Regions from separate parts of the Mus musculus genome. Here region 1 is linked to region 2. Evidence: chromatin loops called from intact Hi-C (ENCODE). Cell type or tissue: gastrocnemius. All regions are shown on one strand. Links, peaks and the distances in the headings refer to the core of each region. The heading gives the core; the rest is flanking DNA. Region 1 overlaps Ttc7b (tetratricopeptide repeat domain 7B). Region 2 holds the start of Calm1 (calmodulin 1).

The links. Peaks named below come from ENCODE experiments on the same cell type or tissue, not always from the same donor. Only the 100,000 strongest peaks of a DNase experiment are listed, where the experiment ranks them.
Region 1: a loop joins it to region 2, with 4 times the contacts of the local background. A loop is called at or near these places in 21 of 42 quality-filtered maps.

Annotation. Positions count from the first base shown.
Region 1 is chr12:100,332,880-100,340,879 of GRCm38, reverse strand. The region is part of intron 17 of Ttc7b (tetratricopeptide repeat domain 7B); the gene reads left to right. Among named protein-coding and RNA genes, the nearest start is that of Gm51958, 13 kb to the left of the region's middle. In gastrocnemius, for the core only: CTCF peaks have their summits at 2,529 and 2,998; DNase peaks (open chromatin) are centred at 2,576, 2,960, 3,435 and 4,390; H3K27ac peaks cover 1,622 bases.
Region 2 is chr12:100,196,028-100,208,831 of GRCm38, reverse strand. It overlaps Calm1 (calmodulin 1), which reads right to left and starts at 9,397. Exons shown (of 6, transcript NM_009790.5): 1 at 9,116-9,397; 2 at 6,409-6,439; 3 at 5,114-5,257; 4 at 3,113-3,219; 5 at 2,599-2,734; 6 at 1-2,432. The coding sequence starts at 9,118. The coding sequence ends at 2,404. In gastrocnemius, for the core only: a CTCF peak has its summit at 9,570; DNase peaks (open chromatin) are centred at 8,307, 8,519, 8,748, 9,351 and 3 more places; H3K4me3 peaks cover 6,938 bases; H3K27ac peaks cover 6,869 bases.

The sequences.
Region 1 (8,000 bases), core at 1-8,000, 130 kb before region 2:
CCTAACAATGAAAACTGGCCCAGCCCTGCACTCTTATAGACTCAGGGTTGCAGGCCTGTGTGGGGAGACCCAAAGCCTGCTGGTTTCATTGTCTGTCTCTTCTTTTTGGAATTCCCTGCTTTGGGACTCCCACATGGCATCAACGGGTCAGCTTAGCCTTTCCTTACTTAAAGCAAAAGTCGCTTTAAGTCAGTGGAAAATAAACTGATTCCAGCCAGCCAGGTTGCAGTTGGGAGGTTACTAGAACCCTCTTTGCTATTGTAGCTTTAATTTTGAGTTTTCAACTGTTTTGTTGTTTGGTTTTAATTTTTGGTTTGATCTGTTGTCCCAAGGCAACTCTCCAGAAGCACACTTTCATGGTTTTCCCTCCCTCTTTTCAGTTAGTAAGTAGCCTTCAGATCTATTCGATCTATTCGCCCTCCGAGGTCTCTGGAGTCACGCCTCCTCCACTGTTGAATGTGTGCTGTGGTTTGGAGTGTTGGGAATGTTGGGATGATGTGATCCCCCCTCGCTGTCACCCGCCTGTCCACTCCGCCACCTGGGCACCGTGGCCTGAGACTCCAGGGTGCAAACAGCCGAGGCAGTGCTGCTCTGGGGACTACAGAGGAAGAGGCAGGGAGAGCAGCTTCCTTAGGGAGCACAGAGAGCAGACGGCTCCCTCCAACACAAGGGAGTGGTAGGAGTGGAGAGATGGCTCCCGTACTTCACAGGGCTTCCTGCTCTTCTGGCCTGGAACACCAGCTTCAGACGCTTTGATGCCCTCCTGTGACCTCAGCAGTCATGTAACATGTGGCATATATTCACACACACACACACACACACACACACACACACACACACATACACACACACACACAAGAGACAGAGAGAGAGACGGAGAGAAACAGAAACAGACAGACAGACAGACAGTAAGCCATGATAGGAAAGAGGTGCATTTTGATTACGTTAAAACATCACAAAAATTTTTTTCCACCAGGCCCATTTAACACCAAGTTCCTCTAAGAAAATGAAAAAAAAATTTTTTCCAACAAGTAGACTATATTAAAGCCTTTAACTATCTATTGCTTCGTTTGAAGCTTGTAACATTTATACAAAAGATTTAAATATTTTTCATAAAACAGGTCCAAGTCTCTGAGAAGGGCCAGTTCTGTCGACGGTCCCTCATCTGTAAAAGTATGGATGAAAAACTATAGCTGCATGCTCCTGTGTCGTTTGACGGGGCTTTGACCTGGGTTTAAGGCCCAGCCACATGCCGTCCTGAGATGTAGCCCTGGAAGCAGAGACTCTCAAGGAAGGGCCTCACCACACAGAAAGTCTCTTCAGACTTTCTATCTCTTCTGGATGGCTCCAGACTACAGGGTCCCTCCACACTGCCTCTAGACCCAAAGCCCAGAGGCCCTGTTCTCAGCTGCTCTAGCAGCTCTTACTGGGGAGAAAACGATGTAGGAAGTTTCATTTCCCTCTCCAAGTGTGCAATAAAGCCAACAAGGACGCCTGGGGCTCTTGGCTCCCACCTTCCAGTGGCGGTGAAGGCTGCCTCCCTGTTTAGGAGTAAATTCCCTGGGAGGAGAACACGCAGAGTAATGAGACAGCAGTCGACCAGACGGAGAAGAGCATCACGGAGAAGTGTGGTTCCACTTCGTCATGGCGAGTGATGGCTTTACATCCCCACACCTTAATGAGTAACACAGTCCGAAAGGAAATGCTCAAACTGCATATTTTACCCTCTGTTCCTCAACACTAGTTTTGAATATTTTTTTTCAATTTTTATTATTTTATTTACATTCCCCTATTTTTGAATTTACAGTGGGAAAAAAAAAGTCCTGATTGAGACAATCTTTTTCAAATATAACCTTTCTTTGCTATTTACATTTAGTCAATATTAATTTAATATAATTTTTCTTAATTACTTCTGGGGCACCTTTCTTTAAATGAGAATGAATGGAATTATAAGCAGTTGGCAAGTCAGTATAGATGTGGGTGTCCACAACAGGGAAGCACCAAGCTACCCTGTACCATGTACTGCATGGTACTACAGTCATGGGTAACCATGCCAGGCTTAGAGCAGCCTCTCCAGGCAGAGGGCTCTGAGTAGCTCCAAAGTGAACATGCAGTATGGTAGGTGAGCTGCTGAGGAAACTTCTGTCCACTGTAGTCCTCCAGAAGGTACTGCCTCCAACCCAGGACCACCAGTGTGGATCACCCTGACAGCTGGCTTCTCCTCGCATGCTCATGAATGGCTTCCCTTCATGCTTGTGTGTGACCACTTGGCCTACCAGCCTTGGCAGTACTGCTTCAGCCTCGCATGCCTCCTGGAGACAACATAGCCTCTCCTTGCTTCGTGGACTCCTGTCCCAAAGCTTTCCCCTGGAAAGATCTTCTCCTTCTCGGGAGAAGACATTTTGTCTGTTGTTAACTTATTGAAACTCTGTTAAAGTGGCTGGGGAACGGATTCATGTTGGAGCTGTGGCAGTGGGCATCTTAAAATATTCTTCCCTCAGGGTAAAATGGAAGTTCTACTGAGAGTGGTGGCCAGCGTTTATTAGAGAGTCCAGTGGGAGGCAGTATGGGCTGTGGGGATTAGTACAAGGCAGCAGTTGTCTGCTAAGCTGCTGTGGCCCTGGCTTTACTATCACAGTGATGGACATGCACAGAGGGAGGAGAAAGACAGTGATGCTCACAGATAAGGAAGGTGTATGATAACAGTAGAGAGCCACTGCCTCAGCAACAGGATGGCCTTGTAGGAAAGATAGGCAGATCAAGTCTAATCCCTTGGGGACATTGGGTCAGAACTAAAACGTTTAATATAAAGCAAACAGTATAGATAGCATACCTAATTTGGTGGCTGAAATACGAGTGGCCTCTCTCATCTCTTCTTCCTCCAAAACCTGAGAGCCGTTGCTGATCTCATCAGGACATGCTGGGATGGAGGAAGCAGGTATGGAAACAAGAAGGTCACAGCTGCCAGCAGGCTGCAGTGTTGGACAGATGGCATTTCTAAGCCTTGCTTAAGAGACAGTCTTTTCCTATTAACATGAGAATGTTTTAAGCAAGCTGACTGGCAGGATCCTTAATCATTCAGATTGCTGTTAAGAACTCAGGATCTTTAGGAGGGGAAATTACTGCTTTCTCTCCTTGCTCTCATTGGTTTGGGGGCACAGCTTCTAGGCGTGGACACTGAATGAAGTCTGATGTGGGATAACACTGAATTGTTAGGGGGCAGGGAAATGAGCTCCAAGCTCCATTAACGAGGGATTGCTACATGCCTGATGCCAGAGTGCCTTGGGTTCTTCTCAGAAAAGAGGTGAGGAAGGCAGCAGGTATGGGCTGCAGCAGCGGAGGTGGAGAGGATGTGGGTGAGGAATGGGGTGTGGCAGCCTCATGCTCCATCACTCTCTCATGTTCATCACATGAAGCAATCCAGTCAGTCCTCCAGGGCTGGGCTCCTGCCAAGTGTCTGTCCTGTGTATCTACTGCTGTCTCCCTTTTAGTAAAGGATGTTTATCACACATAGCGTGACAAGTGTCCATTGCTCCCAGCTCTGGGATAAGCACCAGTTCACCAGGTAGACAAGATCTCATTTGCTCCATGCTGAGAAGACAGAGGCATGAAAGGAATCCCAGGGGTCTTCCAACCACAGCTGCTTGTCCAGTCCCACCAGTTAAAAGGGGAGCCAGACTAGAATGTGTGCCCTTCATTCAGGGTCCCTATTTGTGAAAGAGCAGGGTGACCACACCTAACTAAGCCTCCTACTTTCACCTAACAGAACTGTTGCCTTTAGGGTCCCTTTGAATGATGAACTCTGGTGGCTAAGTAGAACTCATATATAGTCACGTTGAAATCTGTATGAAATCAACCACAGGCCTCTCTTTCCATACACATGAGCTTGGCCAAAGCTTCAGCTGAAAAGCAATTGGAGCCGACTGTTGCTAGTGTCCTACTTATGGCAGGGTTTCTGAGCAGCTCTGGATGTGAAAGGAAACCTCAGGAGGGCCCAGAGCCTAGATCTGCAGTCCCTGGGATCTGAGGCCTTGGTTCTCCACCCACAGAGAAAGGTCTTCCCACCCTTGTTCCTGGTATTCTCCACCCCAAGGCAGCCCAGCAGAACCTAGACAAAACTGGACTGGGATAAGAACAGTTCTTCAACATCCCTTCACCTTTTTATCAGGTGTCCCAGGCAGCACAGAGGGGAGGAGGAGGAGGGTGGGTAACAAAATCTGTGAGCCAAGGAAATGCAGGCTGCCCAGTTTCAGGGCATCTTAGCCCTTTGCCATTTGAGCACTTTGCTCACAAACCCTGGGCCAGCTTTTAGGGCACAGTCACCTGCCTCCGCCCACTCCAGCCAAGCTGATCCTGCGGTGGCTTGTCCCAGCCGTGCCATAAGGGAAAGGATGCTTGTCTCCTTGGCAGGGCCTGGCAGCTGCAGCACACGGCACTGTGCTCCCTGGGTCACAGCACTGATAAGCACTTCTCAAGTTAGTGTGATAAATAAGAGATGCAGAGCAGCCTGGGCATGGTGCCTGGCTCATCTGTTGAGCCTGATAATTTGGAAACATCCCTCCAGAGTCTTGGATTTCAAGCTGGAAATATGTCCTTTAGTCTTCCTTCGGGTTTCTTTTCCAAGACTCTGTCTCCACTATTCCCCTGGGTCATGCAAAATGTGCTTTTGCTGTGGTGAGGGGGAGGTGGGGGGGGAAGGAGTTCCTTAAAGACAGATGGAGAAGCAGCATTTCTACTGTGCCCACGTAAGTCACAACCACAGTATATATTCCTGCTTACCTTGTCAGTCCTATTCCACAGTAAAATAGCTGCTGTTCTGTTGTGCTGTTAGTGATGCCTCCGAACTCTAACCAGAGGAAGACTCACTTGCTATGTTACTGCAAAGAACAGTGGATGCTAACTCTGGCCATGGCTACCTGCTATTAGAACCCTCTGACTCCTCTACTATCTATCCCAGGTTCATCGCAGCAAGGCCCTTGTGATACATGTAACAAGGAATTGACCGAGAACAGGGAAGGGTTCCTGACCACCCTCCTCATCCTCTCTCTTTGGTGGTTTAATTGTATTAGAGAGAGAAAGTCAATAAATGACATCAGTGTTTAATTCTGTTCCTGAGATTTCCAGCAGTGTGACAGATACACTGAAAAAATCCTTGGAAGTCACGAAGGTCAGGGCCTTCCCCCATTACGAGACCAGAGAACACTGGCTGTATCTTCTGAGTGCCATAGTCTATGACCTCTGAACAGCATAAAAAGATGTCTGCTCACGACTCTTTTATTTACTCTACAAGCGTCTGCCCAGTGCCTTGAGTGACTTGACATTACTGAAATGACTTTGAAAAACCCTAAACAGAAGATACCTTGTCGTCTTTTAGAACCACGCAATCAAATATGGAAGGCGGGTGCATCTACTTTGCAGCCTGTAGACTGCATGGTGATAACGACACTCACGTGCAAGGACCCAAGGCCTCGTGTTCTGAAGGGACAGCAGGAGGCTCGCTGCAGCCTTCCTTCAGGAGGTGGCCTTTATGGCTGGGTGTTGAGGTTGGGGTTAGAACCAGACAGTGTTTGCATCCTGGTTTTACCGCCAACTGACTGTATGGCTTTGGGTGGTGACATGACCCCTCAAGTCTCAGTTCTGTCACATAAACAGAATAAAGTGGCATCCAAATGTAAGGTGGTCTCTAAACCCAATCCGTACCACCATCATCTCCATGTGCCAGGCCTTAGTCAGAGTGAAACGTATCATTATATTAAACATGAATTCATTCTGACATAGTATAGATATTGCAAAGAAAAATAATTTAGTCAGGAATTCAGTAAGGATCTTGTAGTTCCTTTGTTGAACAAAACAGCTAATCCCAAAAGCAACATTAGCTCCTCCAAAACCACAGGCCCTTTAGCAAGGGAATCTGTAGGTAGGTTGTGGAACAAAGTTTGCATAGCACTGCTATAAATGTAGTGCATTGTTTATTCTTAAATAATCAAATAAATGAACATATTAAACATGTTTTAGTTCCTAATGTGGCAATACCATTAGACAAGGCCCAATATATCTCTTTGGAGTCTTCATGATTTTCTAATATCCAAAACAGATCTGAGACCAAAAAGTCTGGAAACCTCTTCCAGAGACCTCAAAGCCAGTGAGGTCTGGCTCAAAAACCAAGGTGGACAGCTGTAGGAGTAACGGCCAAGGTTACCCCTGGCTCTGCTCACTCACACATGTGCATATGCACCAGCACACACATAACCGTGTACACACATACATACACACACACACACACATACACACACACACACACAGAAGGTTACAGTAAAATGCAAGCAAAAATACTCGTGATGGCTGAACCATTTTGCTATTTTTAAAAAATAATAACTCTAGACATACTTTGTCTAAAGCAGGGTAGACTCACAGCAAGGCTTCATAGGTTTCTCCTATGCAGAGTCACCATGTTGCCATCGCTTTCTTATTCTTGGGCAGCAGTTTTCTCTGGAGAATCCCAAGGCCCCTCCTGGGGCTGCTGCTTCTCTAGGGTCCTCCAAGGCCTGTCTGTTTGTGATTTATCCATGGAAGATAGACTGACTTTCCTTCTATAGATTTTGGGTTCTATCTATCAAGCCAATCAAAGAATCCATCTTCCCACCTTTTTGAAACATTTGCACAATACGAGTGGTCAGTTGTTATTCTAACAACCACTCTTGGTTTTAGTTTTGGTTTTTTGAGACAGTCTTACTGTGTAGCCCAGGCTAGACTTGAACTCACAGTCTTGCCCCAGCTTCCTGAATGCCGGGATTAAAGGCATAAAATACCATGTGCAGTTTGCCATGCATATTAATAGTAATAATAATAATAATAATAATAATAATAATAATAATAATAATGGTACATTCAAAGACCAACTGAGACTTCTTATGCTTACAATTTTGTTTTAGCATTATATAATTTATTTGCAAAATGAACATTTATACATTTATCTTTACATGTTGTTATTGTTGTAAATTTCATAAGTTGACAGTTGTTACCAGTAACTACATTGCAATGTTTGTCTCCATGATGAACTTCCTGATGAATGATAAGATAAAAATGTTGTAGGTAAGCCAGGCATGGTGGCATGTGCCTTTTGTCCCGGCATTCAAGAGGTAAAGGCAGACAGATCTCTATGAGTTCAAAGCCAGCCTGGTCTACAGAGTGAGTTCCAGGATGGCCAGGGTTACACAGAGAAACCTTGTCTGGAAAAACCAAAACAAAAAAAACCAAACCAAACCAAACAAACAAACAAAAAAAAAATGTAGGTAAATGTGTCTATGAGTAGTTCTAAATTGAAATAATAGCGAACCTTTCTCTCAGTTCTGAACCGTGCTGCTAAGAGCAAATGTTGGGAAGAAGTGGGGAGCAAGCTCTTGGTTAAGGATTCCATTCCAGTTTTGATTCATGCACCATACCTGTGCCTTTGCCTGGAACATGTGCCCAATGGCCTTTCAAGAGAACAGACTTTAGAAAACAGACAGGAGTATACTGGAAGCCCAAGCATCGCCCTTTACTCCAATGTTAGCCTGAAGAACAGGCAACTGCTGTATACAAAGAAGGCGTGTACGTTTTCTCCGGGGTTAAGTCAAGTCATAGGATTGATTCTCCATCCATGGTGTTGCCCATCTCTTGAAGGGAAGGATGTAGTAATTAGGAAGTTTCTGGGTTGTCCAGCCATCTGCAGACACTACCTTAGGAAGCAAGCATGGCCGTCCCCTGCTGTTGCCCATGCAGTTGCTGGGTTTTGTCCCTAAAGACGACAGGGTGCTTTGTAACATCCCTCTGTAGCCATCCCTGATGCTGTTTGTTAACCTTGAGTCCCTGCTGTGTCGAGCTGTGTTCCCTTCCTGCCCCAGCACTCACATCAAGAGGATTGAGCTCCAGGAGCATGCTTAGCATAGCATGTGCCCTTTGTGTTGACTAAAGGACCAGCTAGGCAGAGGTGAAACTCAAGTTCTAGGCTATCATGGCTG
Region 2 (12,804 bases), core at 2,855-10,854:
ACCTCAGGGGTACTGCCTTGACACCCCACTCTTTCTATCTCACGAACTCAAACTGCCAACACCAAGCCCTGGGCTGCCTGTGCCCCAGGATGCCAGAAGGCTGAAGTGGGGGGGGGGGGGACGACTCTGCCTCCTACAGTTCCAAACCCCAGCTTCACATTCCTCGGAGGTTAGGGTTTCTGGTTCTCATGCAGGATTCCTAGTTACACAAGAATCCTGTTTTGGAGGTAAGCTTTTAGGACAGGCTATGGGCTGTTAAAGCATCATCTACCCAGCTTCTACAGACTTGGTAAAAGATAGGAGGCAATTTTTTAAAAAGTCACCTCCAAACCCCTTTGAAATCACCAAGAGGTTACAGACAAGCCTGAGACCGGGTCATCAACTGGGTGATTTAATCCTCTTACAAGACATATCCACTGCCATTCACTTCTTCACACCTGGAACCCCCCCTCCCCCAGTCCTCTCTACCAGGAGGGAATACCTAACGATTCAGATACCAAAGTCAAAGTCATCAGCCTGTGCCAACCACCCAGTCCAAGGATGAGCAGAGGTGCTCAGGCAATGTCTTCCTCTCTACTGCTCGGACCCATCCCTCTGGCAGAAAAAAAAAAAAAAAAAATCTAAGGAGCTACAAAACGCCAGAAAGACAGGGAGCAGGAGAGGGAGCAACCAGGGATCTAGAGGTTAGCCCCGAGTGCACCCACGTGGTTGCCAAGGGCTTCTCATTGCCTTGCTAGAAGCCTGCAGCTCCGACACCCCCGAACTTGGAAGCCAAAGCTCCTTGCTAGTCAGATACAACCAGTTAACACCCTGAAAAATGTATAAGGCCCTTGTTTTTTAAATGCAACACACTTCTAAGGGGGGCTTTTTAAGTAGACCAGTGCCTTGGAAGGGACCAGTACCAGCAGGTCTACGTTTTGGTTACAGGTTTGTAATTAGACAGGAAATTCATTCTGGGATATTGTTTCGTTTCTTTGCTCTCAAGCTACAGTGTTATGCACTAACTGTACTTAACGGGGAGAAAAGGCAGTTAAATAATAATAATAAAGAAGTATAGCGGCTAAAGATAAGTATAACCATAAATTACAAACTGAATCAAAGGTAGTGTCTTTGTCTGGCCTGCTTTTGCCATACACAGTGAGTATAGGAATACAGACACACTAAATCATGTCTCCCGCACAGATGGCCTCATGTAGTTACAACAGGTCAGCAGCAGCACAGCCAAGACATCCTAACTGTACGCTGGAGACGCCTTCTCTCACCAGGGCTCTAGTCTGAACATCACCTGACTGTGATCTGCGCATGTGCACACAACACAGAAAATAACAAGACTTACGTGGTCATAGACGGCAAAGAACTCCGAGTCTGTCTGGTTTCAGGAGTTGTGGCTAGAGAACCTGGTGGGAAATCCAGCTTGCACTGGATGTTGCGTGTCTCTGTGTATGCTGACCTCCCCTCCAGCGGCCTTGGCCTTGTCCCCCTTCCAATCTCAGCTTTACAAAGCATTTAACACCACTTTTAAGTTAATGGTCTTTTTATTGGAAAAAAAAAAATAAAAGACTAGCATTTACAACTTGGAATGGACGTAAATTATCATTTCCTGAACAGCAATGTTGATGGTGTGCTCAAGTCCACAGACACAGCCTACTCTGCTGGCTCCGAGTCATGGTTCACTAGGTTTTAAAACACAGTCCAAAAATGCTCCCTTAGGAAACATTTCTTAATAAAATGTGTGGGATTTGGTGACAGCCTTGTTGTTCAGTCACTCCAATGCAATGCGCACAGCAATGAACCATCACACTCGGGCTCGCCACCAGGGTGTCACTGTCACCATGGGACTGGGGCACTTGATGAGGACTGTCCTACTTCTGGGGCTGTGTCTCAGAGTTTAGCCTTCCCCCATTCTCTGCACATCAATCATCCTGAGGTAAACCAATTTTAAATGTTTGCTTGCAGTAAACTGGCTGCTGACAATTTATCTGAACAGATTGAACTAGAAGCCATCTGAGATTTTGAATTTGTTTTTTCCATTTTTCAGTTTTAATACAAATGCCTGACTGTGCTCAATCATCAAGCTGCATGCATGAGAAACTGGCCAGCCCAAACAGTGTATTAATCATTAGCAAATGGAACTTTAAGGAGTCCACTAAGTGCTTCCTTATAAGGTAGTACGAGTATTTATACTGTAAAACTGATGTAGGGGCTTGACTTTAGGGGCAGGACCACCGACCAATACATGCAGACTTTGTGTGTGGACAGAGGGGCTTCTGACATTCAGCTTCGCTAGATACAAACAGAATGAAGAAATGAACTTTTTCTTTTTTTTTCTTTTTTTTGTAAGAGGTAAGTAAAAGATTTCAATTTGATTCTTCTAGAGGGGGAAAAGTAGTTGAAAGTAGGTCTTCATTTTGCAGTCATCATCTGTACGAATTCTGAAAAGACAAATAATCATAACATTTCAGTATCTTCAAAAGCAGCTGTGGCCAACACATCTACTGTGTACAGCACAACTGGTGACCATCCACAGCAGGCGCTGACCTGATGTAACAGACCTCAGGGCTACTGAAAACCAGGCTGAAGACTACACTTAGCCTTTACCTTCATAGTTGACTTGTCCGTCGCCATCAATATCTGCTTCTCTGATCATTTCATCTACTTCTTCATCTGTTAGCTTTTCTCCTAAGTTTGTCATGACGTGGCGCAGTTCTGCCGCACTGATGTAACCATTCCCATCCTGTGAACAAGCAATGACGTTACAAGGCACTGGGGGATGGCGGTTTTAAGAGGACAATCTCTCTGAATGAACTTACTCTTCTTCCTCCCAGAGTAATGCCAACTCTGTACCCCAACCCTCCCCCATCCCCAGACCCCACCAGTTATCAAATACAGAACGCAGACGGTTTTTCAAAAGCAGACAGACACCAAACAGAACAAAGATGGGGACAGTCAATTCAGTGTTTCTCTCTGCTGGACCTCACCTCAGCCAGGCCAATACTGCCCCTTACAGGAGTCAGACACTCAGGCCAACTCTAACCAGCCAACAGGTGCAACTTTCAGCCGTGCCAGCACAGGGCACCATGTGCACCTCTCCAAGGCCAGTGTGCAAGATTACCTTGTCAAACACTCGGAAGGCCTCGCGGATCTCTTCTTCGCTATCTGTGTCTTTCATTTTTCTAGCCATCATAGTCAAGAACTCTGGGAAGTCAATGGTGCCATTGCCTTTAATGAGAAGAGAAACAGTCACGCAGGGTAAGGACCACCTGACTCTCCTGTGTAGCCATAATCTTAGAGCCACGGTATGGGATGTCCCCGCATCTGCTAGGACTCAAGTGCCAACCAGAATGATAAACTACTGCTCTTCTTAGGTTAACCCTCTTTAGCCAAAATGCTCCAACATCTCCCAGAGCAACAACATCACGTGACTCCACTGCTAGGCGGTGCCCAGAGCACCTACAGGTGCACAGGAAGCTGCACCTGAACTCTCAACTATGAAAACAGATGAGGCAGGGCAAAGAAAAAGGAAGCGTGCAACTGCCTGTCCAGGGAGACGCCTCGGGCCTGACTAATAATGCCCTAGTGATGTACAAAATGTTTTAGGGGAAAAAGATGAGAGAAGAAAACACCTCGCTACCCCCTGGCCAGTCTCCCTAGTCCTCTCCAGGTGCACTTCCAGCCCTAGTCCTTTCTAGCCATGTCCCTACCCAACATGGCCTTTTTTGGTACTGAGGATTGAACCCAGGGCTCTTATACGCTAAGCACTCACTCACCCTTGCTCCTAAACCCCCAATGAAGGGGGAAAAAAAGCTCAGAAACCATTTTCAGTTTAGGATCATTCATGTTCAAGAAACTGTCAGAGGAATCCACTCAAAAGCCAATATTCTCAGTGACTCCTCTAAGCTAAGGGATAAATACTCCCAAAGACAAATCCCACATTAACACTAGCTTCAAATCAAAAATAAAATTAGGAAAAAAACAAAAACCAGTAGTTATTTACAATTCATTTTCACCAGAACATTTAAAACAAGTAACTGCCAAGGCTACTGTGTATGGATGGCTTCATGCCCTCGGTTCAATCCCCACAGTGACATACCAATATACGTGAACACACCATCAAAGATTCTCTATTCATGTAAGACAAAAACAAACAACTAAGTGTTATCTATAAGCATGAGAAGATAGCTTTTGGTATCAAAACAAGGCTTTATTCAACCTCTCCAACTGTTCCATATGATATGATAGTCAAATGCACGCTCCCTACTGAGCCTGGCCTCCCAGGATTTACATACAACAGGAAAGGCCCAGCCCATGCTGCGTACAGAGGATCAACTCTGTCACCAGAAGCAGCACCGAGGAGGAGCAGAACCTTTACAAGTCTTTCAATGTGCACACAAAACCCAAGTCCATCACGACACTTAATGGCGCCATATTTTCCCAAATGGCTCCTCTCACAGCAACTGTCTAGAAAGCACACCTTAGGTTCATATTGTACCTTCTTAGCTCCTTTAAAACTTATCATTCCTACATATATGTGACTTTTCAATTAGGGGAGAGGGTGCCTCCAAACCAGTTCACTGACAAATAGGAGCAGTAAGTTTGTAATCTAGAGGAGGAACAGTCAATGTCATGGGGAAGCTGCTGGCTTTGCTGGCCCGAGCCTTGCACAGCTTCCCTTCTAAGATTCCACAGATTCCTTATAGTCTTCAGACTCTACTAAAGTTGAGGGGTGCTCCCTCCACCCAGTGCCCTCGGGCTCTTCCTCCTTTGAGAAACAACAGCTCCTTTAAGAAGCAGGTTCTCCAGCAAGTTGTTTTTACTTCCCACACAGGATTTGGTGCAGCCTCAGCAGGCAGCTGATAAAAGACTGGGCTGTAGCTCTCAGTAAGCAGAAAAGAACAATAGTGAACCAATCCAGGAAATGCTCTAGACTACGGCAGCCAGCAGAGCGACCTGACAGGCAGGCCTACAGTCTTCTATTCTAATGTCAGGAGGCTGAGGCAACCAGAGAAAGTGACTCTGCACACAGCTTTGCTCTAGGGACCTTATTCATTCTGTAATGAGTCTGAACTTGAACTACACAATATCCCTGGTGCTCACTCAGTTCTAAAGCCCTTACCATCAGCATCCACTTCGTTGATCATATCCTGCAGCTCGGCTTCTGTTGGGTTCTGACCCAGTGACCGCATGACGGTCCCCAGTTCCTTGGTTGTGATGGTGCCGTCACCATCTTTATCGAATAGGGAGAAAGCTTCCTTGAATTCTGAAAAGAGAAGTTGACTCTTTAGAATCAACACTGTTGTGACACACACTTCACTGGGGCTTGCCACAACAAGCTGTCTGAGTTGCCAGAACCCATCTGGCCTCAACCTACTGAAATAATGATCACAATAGACCTGTTGGTCTGGCTAACACATAGTAGCCCAGAAAACAAACACTAGTGACCAGGCTCAATAAAGTCACAATATCCTACTTTTTAAGAAAACTAGCTTGAACATACTTAAATTGGTCACTAAGTGTAATCTGAGACTGCCGATTTACCAGGTACAATAAAGTCCCTTCAAGAGAGTCCTTTCATGCTGCACTTTTATAGCCACAGTGAGCTTGTTTCATAGCAACATGGTTACTAGAAACATGCATTCCCAGGCAGTCACCACACTCTTTCTCTGTCACACTCAGGACATTTTTTCAGAAGTCCTAAACAGAAACTTTTTTATTAATTTATGTATAGTACTTGCCTGCATCCCCTGTATATGTGTCTTTATGTATACCACATTCGCTCCTGCTGTCTGCAGAGGGTAGGGCAGCATTGGACCCCTTGGAACTAGTTATAAGCCACTGCAAATTTCCATATGGGTCTTGGGACCCTAACCTGAGTCCTCTGCAAAGAGCAGCGAATGTCCTTGCCCAGTGAGCAATACATTAAGGTGAGTTGCTGGGCATGGTGGCACTCTGGAGGCAAACTACAGATCTTCTAAGTTCAAATCTAGCCTGGTCTACATAGCAAGTTCCAGAATAACCGGCACTACAGTATGAGACATCCATCTCAAAACAAAACCCAATTTGATGTCTCACTTTCCAATTATTACAACTCTAATGTTTACCTTTTCCATGTGTTTTAGGAGTTTTCCTGGTCGATTACTAAAAGATTTATGGCCTAAGAACTATGAAGTCTATTTCAGAGTAGCGGCTTCGGTGGATCTCATTCTACAGCACAGCTATGCACACCCGAGTGTGACAGGCATAGCAGAGTCCATTCCATGTCATCCCTAAAATACCTGACCTCACTGTTGCTGCTTAAGAATTCTTAGAAAACCACACAGATTGTAGATGGGAGGGACAAGAGAGGAGACACAAGGCCAAAGCAGAGCCTAGTCCCAGTTTCCTGGGGACTCTCCAGAGTCTTCAACTTACCAGCAATCTGCTCTTCAGTCAGCTGATCAGCCTACACAGAGAAAGAAAAGATCATAATTTAATCTAGACAAGTTTGGTTGATAATAACCTAGCTTTCCTAATTATACTTTAAAATTGTGGGGCTTTTCTTCCTAATCAGTATTTTAAAAGTGTGCTGAATTCATTAGTACTGGCATTTAGTCGCAGTTACTTCAATAAAGGAAAACTGTTCAAGCTAGCTTAACAATAAAGGGTGACAACGAAGTGACAGCCTCTGCTGGCTTCATTTCTTTGGCCTGCGGCTTGCTTGGCTTGCTTGGCCTGCGGCTTGCGCTAAGCACTGCAAAGAAACCAGTCAGTCGCATGTGGGAAATGGCGCCTCTAGTGGTTAAAGTACCCTCAGCAGCAGCTGCAGCAGCAGGCAGAGAAGGAAGAGCGCCACCTACTGCGCCATAAACACTGCGGTTGCTGATTTCATCCAAGAGACCCAGCCCAATGCCGCGGACAAGAAGGCAGCCAGGACCAGGATCCTGTCCAGGGGCAGGCTTTTTAGTGCACCTTGCGCATAGCTTTGGGCCCTCCAAAATCTCCACACTGGCGTTACATAATGGTATTGGGTTGGATTAACAGGCTTTTATACCCATTTTATGAGAAACAATTAAGTAGAAAAATATACAGTAATGGGTTACCAATCCAGGTTTCATTTCAGTATAATAAATGCTTTCCAATCATTTAAATTAGGCAGTTATTTGCTAAAAGCCTACCATTTACAATGGCTAATACCTTTCAGTCAAATTATCCTATGATTCTAAAGCTAGAGAAAGACTGAATCCTAGGACTGTTACAAAACTGCAAAAATGAAGCACACAGAAACCACCACAATTATGAGGCGATACGTTACCCCTTTCCTCGTGTACAGGAGTAACTATTATCATTTCCTGGTATTAATCCTGCCCACCTTAAGATTGACAGGGACTCTGCTTTAATGCCAATACTCGGTATTTCCATGTTCTAGGTACTAAATGGCCACAAAGGTGGTTTTCATTTGCATTAATATTTAGTTTTTGCACCTCTGAACCTGTGCCTCTAGCCAGGAGAATATATGCTTTAATAAAGCCAGTTACAAAATAAACCCCAAGAGAAATCCGATGGCACTGGAGCTCATTTCTTTTCCGTGGCAACTCAGTTAATTATCGATTTGGGAGAGAACGAACTTCTACTTTTTAAATTCTAAGTGGGTCTTCCCTTCTATCCATTACTGGAAGCTACTTTTAAGGCAAATGGAGACACGATTTATGTAATGCTCGCCATGTCAGTCTTGCACGACAGGAAGCACTGTCACACCTCGTAGGAGAAACCAGCTCACCAAGGAGAGGAGTTCCACCTCCTCGGGAAAATTCTCTGACTAGAGGCCTGTCAAGTGCATCTACCTTCGGGACAACGACTCCCCCACCTCAACCCCAAGTCATTCTGGCTTTGGGTCAAAGGCGTTCCAGAACCTGCCGAGAACGACCTAGCCACCTTGCCAGGGCTGAAGGTGCTGCTGGTGATGTCAGCTCTGCCTGGCGAGGGAGAAGGGGGCTACGGCACACGCACACGGCCAACCACATATTCGCATCTGGCAATCCAGAGGCGGCAGAGAAAGCGGAAACGTACAGATGGGCATCTCCCTGCCGCCCAGGGAGCAGCGAGAGACAAGGGGCATGCCGGGCGAGGGGCCGCACTAGGGTGAAGACCCAAAGGGGCCCCAGGACCGTGGTGCTGCCTATCTCCAGCACCTCCCACCGCTCCTGCTCCCCCAGGCACTGAGCCTGCCGCCGCCTCCTCCCCAGCAGAAACTTTGCGTCTCTAATGGAAACCGAGGAGCGCGCCAACTCTCTCCTCCCCCGCCCTGCCGCCCCAATTAGCGCGAGCCGAGCACCTCCCGCGGGAAGGGGCCTCCCCGCGGACACGAGCGATCGCGCCCGTCTCGCGCGGCACCGGGAGGGGGACCGAGGTCGCACGGCCCAGCCACGCGCGCGGCCACCCTGCGGGGCCCCGCCCGGGCGCAGGGCGGCCGCTTCCGCCCTCTCCGCCCCCCAGCCTTCGCCTTCCTGCCCCCAACCCCACCCTTCCCCGGCTCCTTCCTTCCCAGCTCACGCCCGCGCCGCGCCCCCCGGGAGGAAGGAGGGGACCGCAAGCGAGGGGGGACTCCCGACTGGGCTGGTCAGGGGGTCTGAAGGTGGCTGAGGACACCCCGAGGCCGCGGTCCAAGCCCTGTACGTCTCCCGGCTCGCCGCGACCCATTCATTCTCCGCGGTCGGGGACTGACTACCGGGACGTCGCGGCCTGCCCCGCCCGGCTCCCCCGCCCCGCTGGCCCCGGCCGAGGCGCTGCGCTGCAGGCAGCCCGGGTGCGGCGCGTTGGATGCAGTGGGTGCGGGGCTGGCGGAGGGGGTGGATGCGGAAGGCCCCGGTGCAGCTGTGGCAGCGGCTCCAGCCCGCGCACAGCCCACTGTAGAGTCCAGCCCCAGAGGCGCCCAAAACTCAGAGGAGGTTCTCTGGCAGCCAGAGCGGAGATGCAAACCCGAAAATACATCCCCTTTCACTGCAGCTGCTGCGTAACACCTGGCAAAATGGGGTAGGGGGTAACCTCAACCAGGAAAAGGGGGAGACCCCAAGACTCAACTACAAATCTGTTCAGAAAGCTCGGGCAGCTGCTACGTCTGCCACTGCCGATCCCAACCTACCATGGTGCGAGCGAAGGAAGGAAGAACGGAGCAGGCGAGGGTGGCTGCACCAGCGCAGGGGCTGTGACCGCCGAGGTGCCTCCGCTTCTGCTGCTGCTAACGCGCTACCTGCGTTGTGCGCTGAGCCTCAGCCGCCGCCCGACTTCGAGTAACGGCACCACGGACACGAGACTCCCAGCACCACTGCCGTAGCGCGAGCCTGTGTGCCGCGATATATATACGGTGCGCGGTATCCCTCCGCCGCGGCAGTACCGCCTCGCGCAGGGCGGCGCTGCGGCAGCCGGACCTCACCGCAAGGCTCCGCCCCCCAGGCGCGCCCGGCGCGGCGGGCCCATTACGCGGGCAGGGGTCACTGGGGAGTCGGAGACCTGAGCGAGGGTGCTGGTCTGTTGCTGCAAGAGTCCTCTAGAGCTGGAATGCCTGCGTAGCGAAATCTGGGGGGCCGTCCCGGGCTTCCAGGCGCGTGTCCGTCACTCAGCCCCACTTCACCTGTGTGTCCCCCCTCCCACCACTCCTGGTGGCTTCGAGGTTGCAGAGCCACCAATCCTGGGTCCCCCACAGGGGAGGACCTGGAGGAGATCTAGGGGCTGAGGACAGCCGCGGGGAGGCGGAATCCAACCTTAGCTGTAGAGGCGAGAGGACTGTGTTGAGGACACGGTGGTTGGCCTTGGGGAAGAAATTGGTCAGATAATGTTACTTTTCTCATTTTGGAGAACTGTCCGAGGCACAGTTAGAAGCTCAGTTGCTAGGTCTGTGTGGTGTTGACACGCTCAACCAGTCTAGTTTTCGTGTTTTTACATACCTACTAAAATTTTAAAGATGCTTGAAGAGTTGTCCCTTGCTAGGTTTGTTCCTTATTTCCTGTGGCAAATTCTATTAGGCCTGCTTCCAAAATTAACGTAGTGAGCGGCTTATGTCGCCCTCAGAGCCCACGCTTTTGAGTTTTTCCTAATTGTCCTGGTCCTGGAAATTCATAAATTGATATATACAAAGAAGGGGAAAGATACACAGGATCACTCTGATTACAGCTGGAACTTGTGCAGCCAATTGATTCTAGTAGGGTGCTCCACTATCTTAATTACAATCTTAATTATAGTCCTTAAATAATGTTTTAACCTTTAAATTTACTATTCTTTGTTCTTCTGTAAACTAGGGTGGGGGTGGGGACAGGGACGACCAAAAACTGTTTCAGGTCTTAGTTTGGAGCCTGGAACTTAAAAGAAGAAGAAGAAAATCTTAACAAAATGCTGCAGTTTCGTTTCTTGCCAAGACAAAGCGCAGAATTTGATCTTTTGTTTGCAAGGCCAGGACAAGCTGCAGGTTGTTTCTTCTTTCAGAAATTGTGGCAAAATGTGTGATTAGCATGCTCCTCTCTGGAAAGACTAGTTACCTTTCTTTTCTGGCTTTGTCAAAGTTTGCAGATAGGTGTTTTAAAAGATTCAAAAATGTCCCTGAACATTGCAAACGCCAGAGGACTTCTTAGGATCACCTCAGACAGTATGTCAGCAGCTGTGGGACTGCGCTTCAATTTGTTCTTCCTAGAATGCTACAGAAAGGGTTAACCTGCTGTTTAAGGAGAAGCTGTAGCAGGCAGCCCCCCCCCCCCAAGGGTACTGCTGGCCCTCTTGCAAATGGTTTAAAAACCATTCACAGTCAGACACATAATATCCCTATGTTCACAGAAAAGAGACTAATAAAAATTCAGTTTAAAGCATAGTCAATAATCCAATGAATTACAGGTCTACATAGCCAAGCTCATTATTATAACTAATGATTACTAAAGGAATTTGGATTTTTTTTTTTTGTCAGACTTCCTAAGGAAGTTAGCTAAGTGCATTTTAACATTTGGTATGCAGTGACAAGGGAGAAATGATGTCCTAAAAATGAAAATATGTTTAATTACTGGGGTCCTTTTGTTTCTGGTAGTCTTCCATCCCTTATAGTTATTTTGGTTACATAGCTACAATCTATGGTTTTGCAAAACCTGTCCAATACTTTCCTGTGTCATTTAACAAATTCACTGAATAAAGTGCTCTGAAACCTTTTCATGACTTTACTTGCTAAGTGCTATTCACCTTAGGATTATCTTAATCATCATAGAACAATTTTCTGTTTGTTTATATTTTACAAATGAGTGCTCTTTTGGAATTCTTTAACATATCAAAGCGCGTCTTAGCTTTCAAGTGTAGTGGGTTTGTAATGAGGTCATGCTTTGCACAGTTTTATGGCTAGTTTCACACACTGAAATATAAGAAGGTCAAGTGACTTGCCCAGGATCTTCCTGTGAGGCGGTGATTGGGCATAAACTAGAGCGTGAGCCTTTGCTCAGGGCTCTAATATTAGATTGTATATTAGTGAAATCAGTATCTGAAAATTTAAAGATACAATGTTAGAGACTTGACTACTTCATACGTCAGGTTTTCTGTCTGACAACATAGGTCCACTGAATGTTCGTGTCCCAGTGAATTAATGTCTTAATTTATGAAGAGGTCAGCGATTTTTAAAAGCCACATAAAAATGCCATAATATACTAAGAACCCAAAAGCCTATGGAACATTCTGTGATATTTAAAGAAAGTAGTTCTATGTGAAATTATTTAAATTAAATCATGCTAGATAGAAGAGAAGGAAGAAGAATGCAGCCCTGGGCCAGGAATCTCGACCACCCTGTGCCAAGCCTCAGGTCCTCTCAGTAACAATCCAGCTTTCACGCTGCTCAAACCAGTACCACGTGGGAGGCTCGTAAGCATTGCCAAGCTCAGCTGCCAGCTTGTGGCGCAGCCTTGGCCCCTCTGGACCACAGCTTCTGTGTGCTGACACGAAGGAATTACTTCCAGAAGGCTTTTACCTCAGCAAGCCGGGTGTCTTCTATAATCACAGCTGATTTTTCTGTCCTACATGAGCAGTACTCATTGTCCAAGTGAAGCAAAGACTTCACTTCCACAGACCCTTTTTTAAAGTTTTAGATTTATTTATTGTACTTTATATGCATATGTGTGTCCCAGGTCTGTTGGATTCCCTGTAATTGAGGTTATAGATGGGTGTGAGCCACCATGCGGGTTCCCAGAATCGAACCCAGGTTCCTCTACGAGAGCAAGTACTGCTGAGCCATCTCTCTAGCCCTTCCAAAGGGTCTTAATTCAAATATATCGCATGAACGACCCTGGTAACATCTCTGAGTGGCACAGTTCCCTCTGGACCTTTCCAGGCCAGGCCTCCATCATCTACATTTATTTCAGTCATCTTGTCTTCCAAGTTCTTAGAGAAAAGTCCACTAAATACTGAGGGCTTAACAGGTTTTCCAGCTTAAAGTTCCAAATGTTTCCATACCTTCCCCAAAGCCATATACAACACAACACAATGGAGTCAGCGATAGGGAGCCAGGACACAGAGAAATAACTGGCTCGTCTTGGACCTCATTATCTCTATGCTTTGACCAACTGAACTCTTAAGTCACAAGCAGCTGTTGGTTATAGAGACATAGGAACCCAGTGCATGCTTTGAGAGAGTAAAATGTCCAACGGGATAAGATCTTAGTTTTATGCTTTCAGTTAAAACAACTGAACGAAAAACGATGCCTATCCGTGAGCATGAGCCAAAGGGTGATGTCATAGTTAATTTCATCCTTCCACTTGATTCAAACTTAGAGTCACCTGGGAAGAGAGAACTTCAACTGAAGAACTGCCCAAA